2 separate regions of the Homo sapiens genome follow, and region 2 is linked to region 1. A link is a loop called in an ENCODE intact Hi-C map of the cell type or tissue named here. Cell type or tissue: natural killer cell. All regions are shown on one strand. Links, peaks and the distances in the headings refer to the core of each region. The heading gives the core; the rest is flanking DNA. Region 1 overlaps PPP3CA (protein phosphatase 3 catalytic subunit alpha). Region 2 has its middle 190 kb from the start of BANK1.

The links. A loop is a pair of places that touch in the nucleus more often than their neighbours do. Peaks named below come from ENCODE experiments on the same cell type or tissue, not always from the same donor. Only the 100,000 strongest peaks of a DNase experiment are listed, where the experiment ranks them.
Region 2: a loop joins it to region 1, with 14 times the contacts of the local background. A loop is called at or near these places in 16 of 110 quality-filtered maps.

What each region holds. Positions count from the first base shown.
Region 1 is chr4:101,166,908-101,171,317 of GRCh38, reverse strand. All of the region lies in intron 2 of PPP3CA (protein phosphatase 3 catalytic subunit alpha), which reads left to right. Among named protein-coding and RNA genes, the nearest start is that of MIR8066, 72 kb to the left of the region's middle. In natural killer cell, for the core only: CTCF peaks have their summits at 1,710 and 1,910 (motif pointing left); a DNase peak (open chromatin) is centred at 1,887.
Region 2 is chr4:101,595,709-101,600,118 of GRCh38, reverse strand. No RefSeq gene overlaps it. Among named protein-coding and RNA genes, the nearest start is that of BANK1, 190 kb to the left of the region's middle. In natural killer cell, for the core only: CTCF peaks have their summits at 2,526 and 2,735 (motif pointing right); a DNase peak (open chromatin) is centred at 2,728.

The DNA of each region.
Region 1 (4,410 bases), core at 114-4,113:
ACCAACTATGGAGCTTTAAAGAATATACATGTTTAGCTCCTATTGTGGGAGATTGTTATTCAGTAAGTCTGAATTGAGCTCTGCTTTTCAGAAGCTCCACAGATGACCCCGATTCACACACCAAGGTAAAAACGGATGGCTTTCAAATGACACAGAAAGGAGATTTCACACATGGCAGGGAAGGAATGTAAACTACTGACAACCACCCAAAGGACTTTTCTCTGTGTACCTTGGGTGAGTATTGATAGCTACTTGGAAAAATGTGATAGTAAGTAAAACAGTAAATATTTAAGTATTCCTGTAGATGCTAGTTAATTCCTTTTTAAATGGGATTGAATTTTAGTACTTTAAAAAATACCAAAATGATTATTTGCCCAAATAAGTTTGACTAGACTAGAATGCGAGCTCCTTGAAGGCAGGGATTTGTGTCAGTTTCACAGATATATTGGTAAATGTATCAGTAAATAAGAGTGCTCAATAAATAAGAGTTTAAATAAATTGAATGAATTTTGAAAGCTTAAGATATTTGGGGAACAGATAAGAATGATTAATTATAGGCTGGGCAAGAATTTTTGAGTGAAGGTAGATGAAACGTGATTATTCTGTTACTTTTCTTAGTAAAATCCAAGTATAGGTATATCTAAGAAAAGTGCAGACATGTAGAGAAGAGATGCTAGGTGTGAGGTTGACCCAAGCATGGTGAACATTTTTTGGCAAATATGAAGGCAGTCTCCTGTTGTTATTTTTTTTTTTCACCTCTCACCCTACTTCCATGATATTCTTTCCCAGCCCTTAACTCCTTTCCAGTTAGTTAAATTCCATTTATTTATTTGTAGTAACATGCAAAATGTTTATTGCTTTTGCTTTTTAAATTCTGACTGATGCTCTCTGTTATGTAGTTAACTGTGGCTTTAGAATTACCAGGAAAAATTATAGCCTTGAGGGTCCAGGAGATTAAAGCCTAACATCTCAGGTACTTTGCAGTATATTCTGCCATTGGATCTCTATGGGAGATTTTCAACAAGAGTCAGGAGGAGTTTTTTTTTTCTTTTCTATGTAGTTTTATATAATTGTGGGAAAAAATGTCTTGATGCTCTAAATTACAGACTTTTGTGTTACTTGTTCTAAGGCCACTTTTCTTTTGTTATTTCAATTGGTAAGCCAAGAATCTTAAATTATTATCTGGGAGTAATTTAAGTCACTTTTGTATCTTGTGTTACAGCTGTTAATTGGACCACGTTTAAGATCAGCAAATGCTAGCAAATAAATACTGTATTTTATATGGAAAACTATAGAAATAGGGGAAATTTCCATAATTGTTAGCAGAGCCAAAAAACTTGGGCCTTGCCTGATAATTAGCTGCCTAAATTCAAAATATACTGCATGACACTTACTGTAAAATGAACAGTCTTTTCAGAATCAAAACTGACTCCCCAAATTTAAGAGGATAAAAATCACCAACATGTCTTAAAAGCATGGTTTGTAAATTATTTCTGAGTCAGCATTTTTTGAAGCCTCTTCTTACAGATTTCTCTAAGGTTGCAAAGTCATCACATAAGAGTCAGCAGTAAAAAAAAAAAGGCATTTACTTCTTCTGGTATATAACATTTGCATGCTCTACTTGCCTTTTAGCAGCTTATAATCAGATGCTGAAAACATATTCACCTATAGAACTGGGTAAAAATCAAACCCATAGGTAGGCATTTAATAACTGTCTCTTTCTTTAGGCCTGTTTCAGTTTATGTTGATCTCAAAGGATATTTAGCATATATGTGCCATTACCGTGATTGCTTTTCAGCTTTAGGATAAAAGTCAGAGTCTGACTGATGCTCCCCAGGGTTGCCACAGGTGGTTGGGCATGTCTGCACTACACGTCTCATGACATGGTAGCCTGGTAAATAGCGCCCTCTGGAGTACTGTAGGACATAGCCAGAGTGGTCATTTGTAGTAGCCTTGGGCATGCACACCATTCATTCTTGTCTTTGCTGCTGACTGAGCATCTTCTCTACGCACTGTGCTAAATCCATGTAGAAGGTAAAAGTGATGAATTTCACTTACGAGCTTTATTAGAATTTAGGTAATATATTCACTTTCCTAAATTGCCTATACATGATTACCATACTAGGCACTCAGTTTGATCTTCAGTGAACAGGCAAGGCTGGTTGTTGACCTTTGTATGTAGGTATAATTGCTTAACTGCTTATCTGTAGTTCCTGTTTGCAATTAATTGCCCTTGTGCAAAAGTGAGCGTCTCAATTTCCTGTTTGCATTTGTGACTGAAGTCTATGAAGTAGCTTTATTATTGTTTCATTCAGTACATATTATTGATCATCCAGCAAATAGGTATAAAGGGGAAGATAGAATTATAAAGAATTATAATTCTTATATCATTGCTTTAGAAGGCTAAGATGGTGGATTTAGCACATGTATCATCATATGTGTAAGCAGATACAAAAGACTGGTGTAAATTTCTGATATAATAAGAGGTCTTACTTGCTAGACATGTGGATAGTATGGCATAGCTCCTAAAAACTAATTTTTAAGGAGACGTATATATGGTCTTAATAGATATTATTCAGTTCAGTACCTGAACCTTTTTGCCATCAGCCAATTTTTAGTCTTTCTTTCATTGGACCTCCTGAGAAGTTGACACTCCCTCTTTCTTTCAATACTTTCTTCCCTTGGTTATCAGGATACCATGCTCACCTGCTTTTTCCTTAGTTTGTGGTCCTTTTTACTTAGTCTCCTTGGAGGTTCTTCTCCCTCTTAGAGTGTCCCACAATTTAGTCCTTAGACTTCCCTCCTCTATCTACATTCACTGCCTTTGGATATTTTCCCTATTGTCTTGTTCTAAAAATTGTCTTTTGTGAGATGATTCCTAAATATTCTCATCTTTAGCCCGGTCCTTTCCTCTGTCCAGTCTCATATTTCTAGTTATCTACTTTTCTCCATTTGCCTGTGTGAGACACACCTCAAATTTAAACATTTCCAAAGCCACACTTCTGACCTTCCTTCATAAATCTGTTCTTCCTACTTTGCCTTCCATCTTATTACACACAACTATATTCTTGACATCTCCTTTCTATTTTTTCTCCATCCTGTACACAGTCTGTCTGAAAGTTCTTTTAGCTCTGTCTTTAAACTATGCCTGGAATTTGATCACTTCTCCATTCCCTGTCTGCACTAGCCCTTCCACTACCTTGGCTGGATTATTGCAGTGGCCTCTATCTAAAGTGTTCTCTGGCTTCCCTCTGCCCCCATTCTCAACCCAGTGGTCAGTGTGATGCTGGTAAAACAGAAGTACCACCATACAGCCCTTCTGCTCACATCCCTCTAGGAGCTTCCTTTCCCACTAGAGAGGTCAAGAGGATAAGTGCTTTACCTCAACTCCAAGGCCTTTCTGATCCTTTGCCTGTTCTGCCTTTATGTCTTTCTGATTTCAACTCCTACTCCTGCTACCCTTGTTCATTCACCTCAGCCCCTCTGGCTTCCCTTCTCTTTCTCACACATGTTCTGTAGTTTGTGTCCTTTCCAGCCAGCCAGCCTGTCACCCACATAATTATACCAGCCCTGACCTTCTGTGTCTGTGTTTAGAAGTCACCTCCTAAGGGAGACCGTCTCTGACCACCCTGTGTGATAGCTGTGTCCCCCAACCCTCACCACTTCCCAGGTGCTTGTTATCACCCCTAGATTATAATCTCCATTGCACTTATCATTCATTGATACACTTTGTAGCTCAGTTTTTTTTATTTATTAGTTATCTTTCTGCCTCTTTAGAGTGTACACTGAAGGAGGGGAGAGATGTTTAACTCTTTTTTTCATTGCCCTATTCCCAGTGTCTAAAACAATACATCACATATATTAAGCTCTTGGTAAATACTTGTACACATATTCGGTAACGATTTAAATGTTGACTAAGCTCCTCTTTGATGCTTTTTTACTAAAGCTGTCTAGGTGAAGAAAACTGTCTGGTAACCATGTGGCTGGGATTTACTCAAAAAACAAACACAAAAGTCACCATGCATCTCAGTATGCATCCAGAAGCAATTTGTTCTTAAGGTGCCTTAACCAAGAGCCTCTATAGTGATGTCAGGAATCATCATCCCTATTGCTGTCTAAAGATTATCTCCCCTAATAATGGGCATTTACAGAGCCTAGAGAGTTATTTCTCTTACAGAAATGTAATTTTGTATTTGTCTCACCACTTCCTTCTATTAATGATGCCAACATGTTTAGTTAAGAGAATGGAATTTGGAGTTTAACTTGAGGCAAATCATTTCTCACCTGTCTTTCTTCTGAATTCAGATCAAAATGCTAAATTGCACGTATAATTAAAGGAGGGACAAGAAAGACTAAGAAAATGGCTGTGTGCTGTTGTTTCAGTTTTGAATATTGTCTCATTGCTTTCTA
Region 2 (4,410 bases), core at 289-4,288, 430 kb before region 1:
TTGAGTTTTGAAAACCGCTGCAGTAACAGGAGTACGATGTGGGGATCTTAGATTCTTCTCAAATGGTCAGGGAGGGATTAGGGTATTTGTTAGGCCTAATCTCACCATGCTCTCTCGAGACTGTAGGATACATTTTCAGCAATGCAGGAAGAAGCAGGCATGCTGCAAATGTTGAATAGATTTGTTTATGAGCTAGGACAGAAGGTCATATTTCCCGTTTTGAATAGGAAAAAATCCTAGGCAATCTTTTGTGTTGAAATATGAAATTATTCCATCCTTTCAATTCTTTGCTGCTTTTACATATTGCTCACTTGTATTTCATAGTGAGTCATGCCTGCAGCAATCTAAGGCTTGTCTTGCTTCATTGTAACCACCTGCTTTCTCATCAGCTCAATTGATGAAAACTTCAAGTGCAACTACAATATATGTTTTTACTGATTTTTGTGGCCAAACAAAAGCCTTCAAATGAATGTTGGGAAACTACCGCCACGTATTTTGCCCATAAACACAAAAACTCCAATATTCAAGGGGACAACTGGCCACTTAAGTATTAGAATTTTACAAGTTCATTTCATAGACTGGTTACAAAAACTTTACAGAGCATTTTATCTTTATAAACAGTCAGAAGCTTCCCTTCTTTAGTTGAATATGCATTTTTGCTCAGGTGAGTTCCTGATAGAAGATGCCAATATTCTATAAAACACTTTGGATAATGTGATTGTTAATTTTATGTCACCTTGACTAATCTAAGTGATGCCCAATAGGGGTAAAATATTACTTTTGTGTGTGCCTGGGAAGGTGTTTTCTGAAGAAAATAGACTGAGTAAGGAAGATCGCCTTCACCAATGTGGGTGAGGCCCAACAAAAAAAACAGACGGGTGAGTTTGCTCTCTCTGTTAGAGCTGGGCCATTCATCTTCTCCTGCCCTGAGACATCAGTGCTCTTGGTTCTTGGGCCTTTGGACTCCGAAACTTACACTACTGATGACCCTTGTTCTCAGGACTTCAGTTTGTACTGAAATTACACCACTGGCTTTCCTCGGCCCCCAGTTTGCAGGGGACAGCCTGCAGGACTTCTCCGCTTCCATAATCATATGCATCAATTTCTCATAATGAATATATTTCTATATATCTATATATAATATTGGTTCTCTTTCTCTGGAGAACCTTGACTAATGCGGGAAATAATGATAAACCCAAGGAAGCAAACAAGATAATAAGGATTTGAAAAATAAAGTAACTATTTACCATCCTACATATTAATCCACCCAATTAGCTCTGAAATCAGTTAGCATAAACTGTAAGAGTTAAGAGTACAAGAGCCTGCTGCAGGAAAACAGTTTAAACCAATCAGAGACATATAATGTTATTTCTTCAAACAGTGAAGATTAAGTAAATGCAATCATGCATGTAAATATATGTATGTAAATCATGTGTGCAATGTATGTATGTACAGTGCTGAACATAGATGCTGAAAAATAGTTAATGAACTTTTCCCTTAACATTTACCTTTGGAGATTAACATAATTATTTATAAATCTGGTGAAAGATGTAGATATTCTCCCCCAAACATACCCAGAAGCATTTGCATCTCAAAATTTTACCACTGGGATAAGGGACAAAGATCTAAAGCCCATCCAAGCAACGCCGATAAGAACTTACATAGTCCACAGATAAGGAGAAGGAACAAACTACTCCCTTCAAGAAGCCTTCCCCTAACTAACTGCTATTCTTTCTATAACCCTATCATGGGAATTAACATTCTCATTCCAGCCTACAAGCTTTCCCTATACTATATAAACCTTTGGAAACACTGCAGTGTGCTAACAAAGTTGCTACAGTTAAATTTTAGAATGTCCTCTGGGATTCAATTAAATTCAAGAAATATCTATTTTGCAAATCACTAATAAAGTTGTACTAAGGGTTTTCTCAAAATTCTTTTTGTGCTATGAGTTCAAGATTCTGAGAATATTTTGTTTATATTTTGCCTTTATTTTTCATATTTACAAATGTGGCTTTCTGGTATTAGATACTTTATGTCATATATCATTTTCTTAAGCATTACGATGTTCAAAGTTCAGATCTATTTTATAGCTCTTATTATTAGATCTAATATATTGCATGAGTTTAAAAACAATGAATTCAAGACATATACATGGACTAGCACTGCAATTTTCAATCCTAGAGTCTGTGTATGTATATTAGTGCTTAAGAAAGTTAACTTGGAGTTCTTTAACTTTCACAAGACTTAGAGTTGCTGATGAAACAAACAAATGAAAATCTCCACAGGCTTGTTTAGGATTTGCCATAAAGCATAGCATGAATACAGGGTTTAGATCCAAATACGTGTATGGCTTTGGTTGGAATGCTTAAGTCAAGGTGAATCCACACAACTACAAGGGTACCTTATAGTTCTGGATAATTACAGAGTTGTTTTCCCACCAAGCAGCTAAGAGTTAAAGAGATGATTCTAACCCAAACCCTGCAACTAATTGTGTGCTAAGTAAATCATCTAATCTCACCAGATATTCATTATCTAATCCACAACGTAAGAATATTTTAAAGATGGTTTTCATTCCCTTTTACCTCTAAACTATGGACTGTATATAGGTAACTCAGTAATTAGACAGTAGGAAGAAACAAACTGAGGATGGTTGACAGTGTGAAGCATTTGCCTTCTGGTGGATTATACCACTCATGAGCCAGTAAACTCACCACCAGGGGGAGGAGGAAAACCCTGATCTGTGACATTTGCCAATTTCAGTGGTGTAAATATTCCCGCCATTGCCAATTTCAAGCTGCTTATGTGATGTGAATGAACACAAAGTTTGGAAGAGATCTGCATATTCAACTCTCAGGAACTGGTATGAGCACACTCCTAGGACACCTGTGACTCCAGTTTCTACATCCAAGTCTTAGTCTTAAGCTACAGATGAAAAATATTCTTTACCAATTTAAAAGGATGCCTTAACAACAAACCAAGCCAAAGCTTTGCTGAGAAACATTTTCCTATTTGGATGAAAAGATACACAGTACCCATTTGTTTTGGCCTTGGGGAAATAAAAGTGCAAACTAATATCCCTAAATGAAATGCACAAAACACATCTCAGTTTCACTTCCCACTAAAGTAGGTTGCAAGTTTGCAAATTCTCATTCAACAGAGGAGCTCATGTGAGTCCTTTCATTCAGATTGGCTGGCAATATTTCTCTTAACATCACGCTACATTTATACAAAACAAAGTTGAGGAACAACCTAAACTTGGAAAAGTTTCAAATGAATAATTCAATTGAACACATGCAGAAATCTGCAGAAAACAGATCTTTCTTCCCTGAAGGCATCATTAAGATCTTGCCAGACCTTCACCATTTATAGCATCAGCCATATTTACAGTATAGAGATACTTTGAAGAAAAGATATATTTGTTACCCTGGGTACCTAGCAGAAAGCAGGCCCTTGGAAAAAAAGGCTTACATGTACGTAGTTTATTTCTGAAAGTGATCCCATGGAGCAGAAGTAGCAAATAGGAAAGAATGTAAAGGGAAAGAAGGAAAATCAGTAGAGGGGTATGTTGTCAAGCTGTCTAATGTTCTGGGCAGCTGGACCTCCAAACTCTCAGTACACAAAATTTGCCTCAAATTTTTCTGCCCTGTGGCTGGAATGGGGAACATTTATTCACCACCTTTTCTACCATAATTCAAGAATTGCTGCAGTGGGAATATATATATTATATATATAATATATATATATAATATATATATTATATATAATATATATTATATATAATATATATTATATATAAATAATATATAAATAATATATATAAATAATATATATAATATATATAAATAATATATTATATATTATTTATATATATTATATATATTATTCATATATATAATATATATTATATATTATTTATATATATAGTGTATACACACACACACACACACAATTATTAGCACAATCATCACTGCAAACATTTCCATTACCCCAAATTTTCTTCATGCCTCTTTGCCAACCATTCTCTTTCTACCTGGCATTACCAGGCAATCTCTGACCTATTTTAGGTCAATGTGGTTTACATTTGTATTTACATACAGAAATTATTTTTGTCAAAAATTGGTATAATTTTTCCTAGAATTTTTTAACAAAACAGTCATTAATGCATGCCATTTTCGAAACTGTCACATTCAATCCTATTAGCAAATATAGTATGGGCTGTATTATTTATAGAATTCCTTTTCCTTGCCTCCTTTCACCTGATAGAGTTTTGGGGCCTTCAAGAACAATAAAAACATAGCTTAAACATGTGACTTTTATCGTAAAGACTGACATTTTAAGGGCAGCCTCAGCTACTGCTATTCAAATTTATTTCACTTTTTATTTGGCTTGCACTCTGAGGTAGATTCA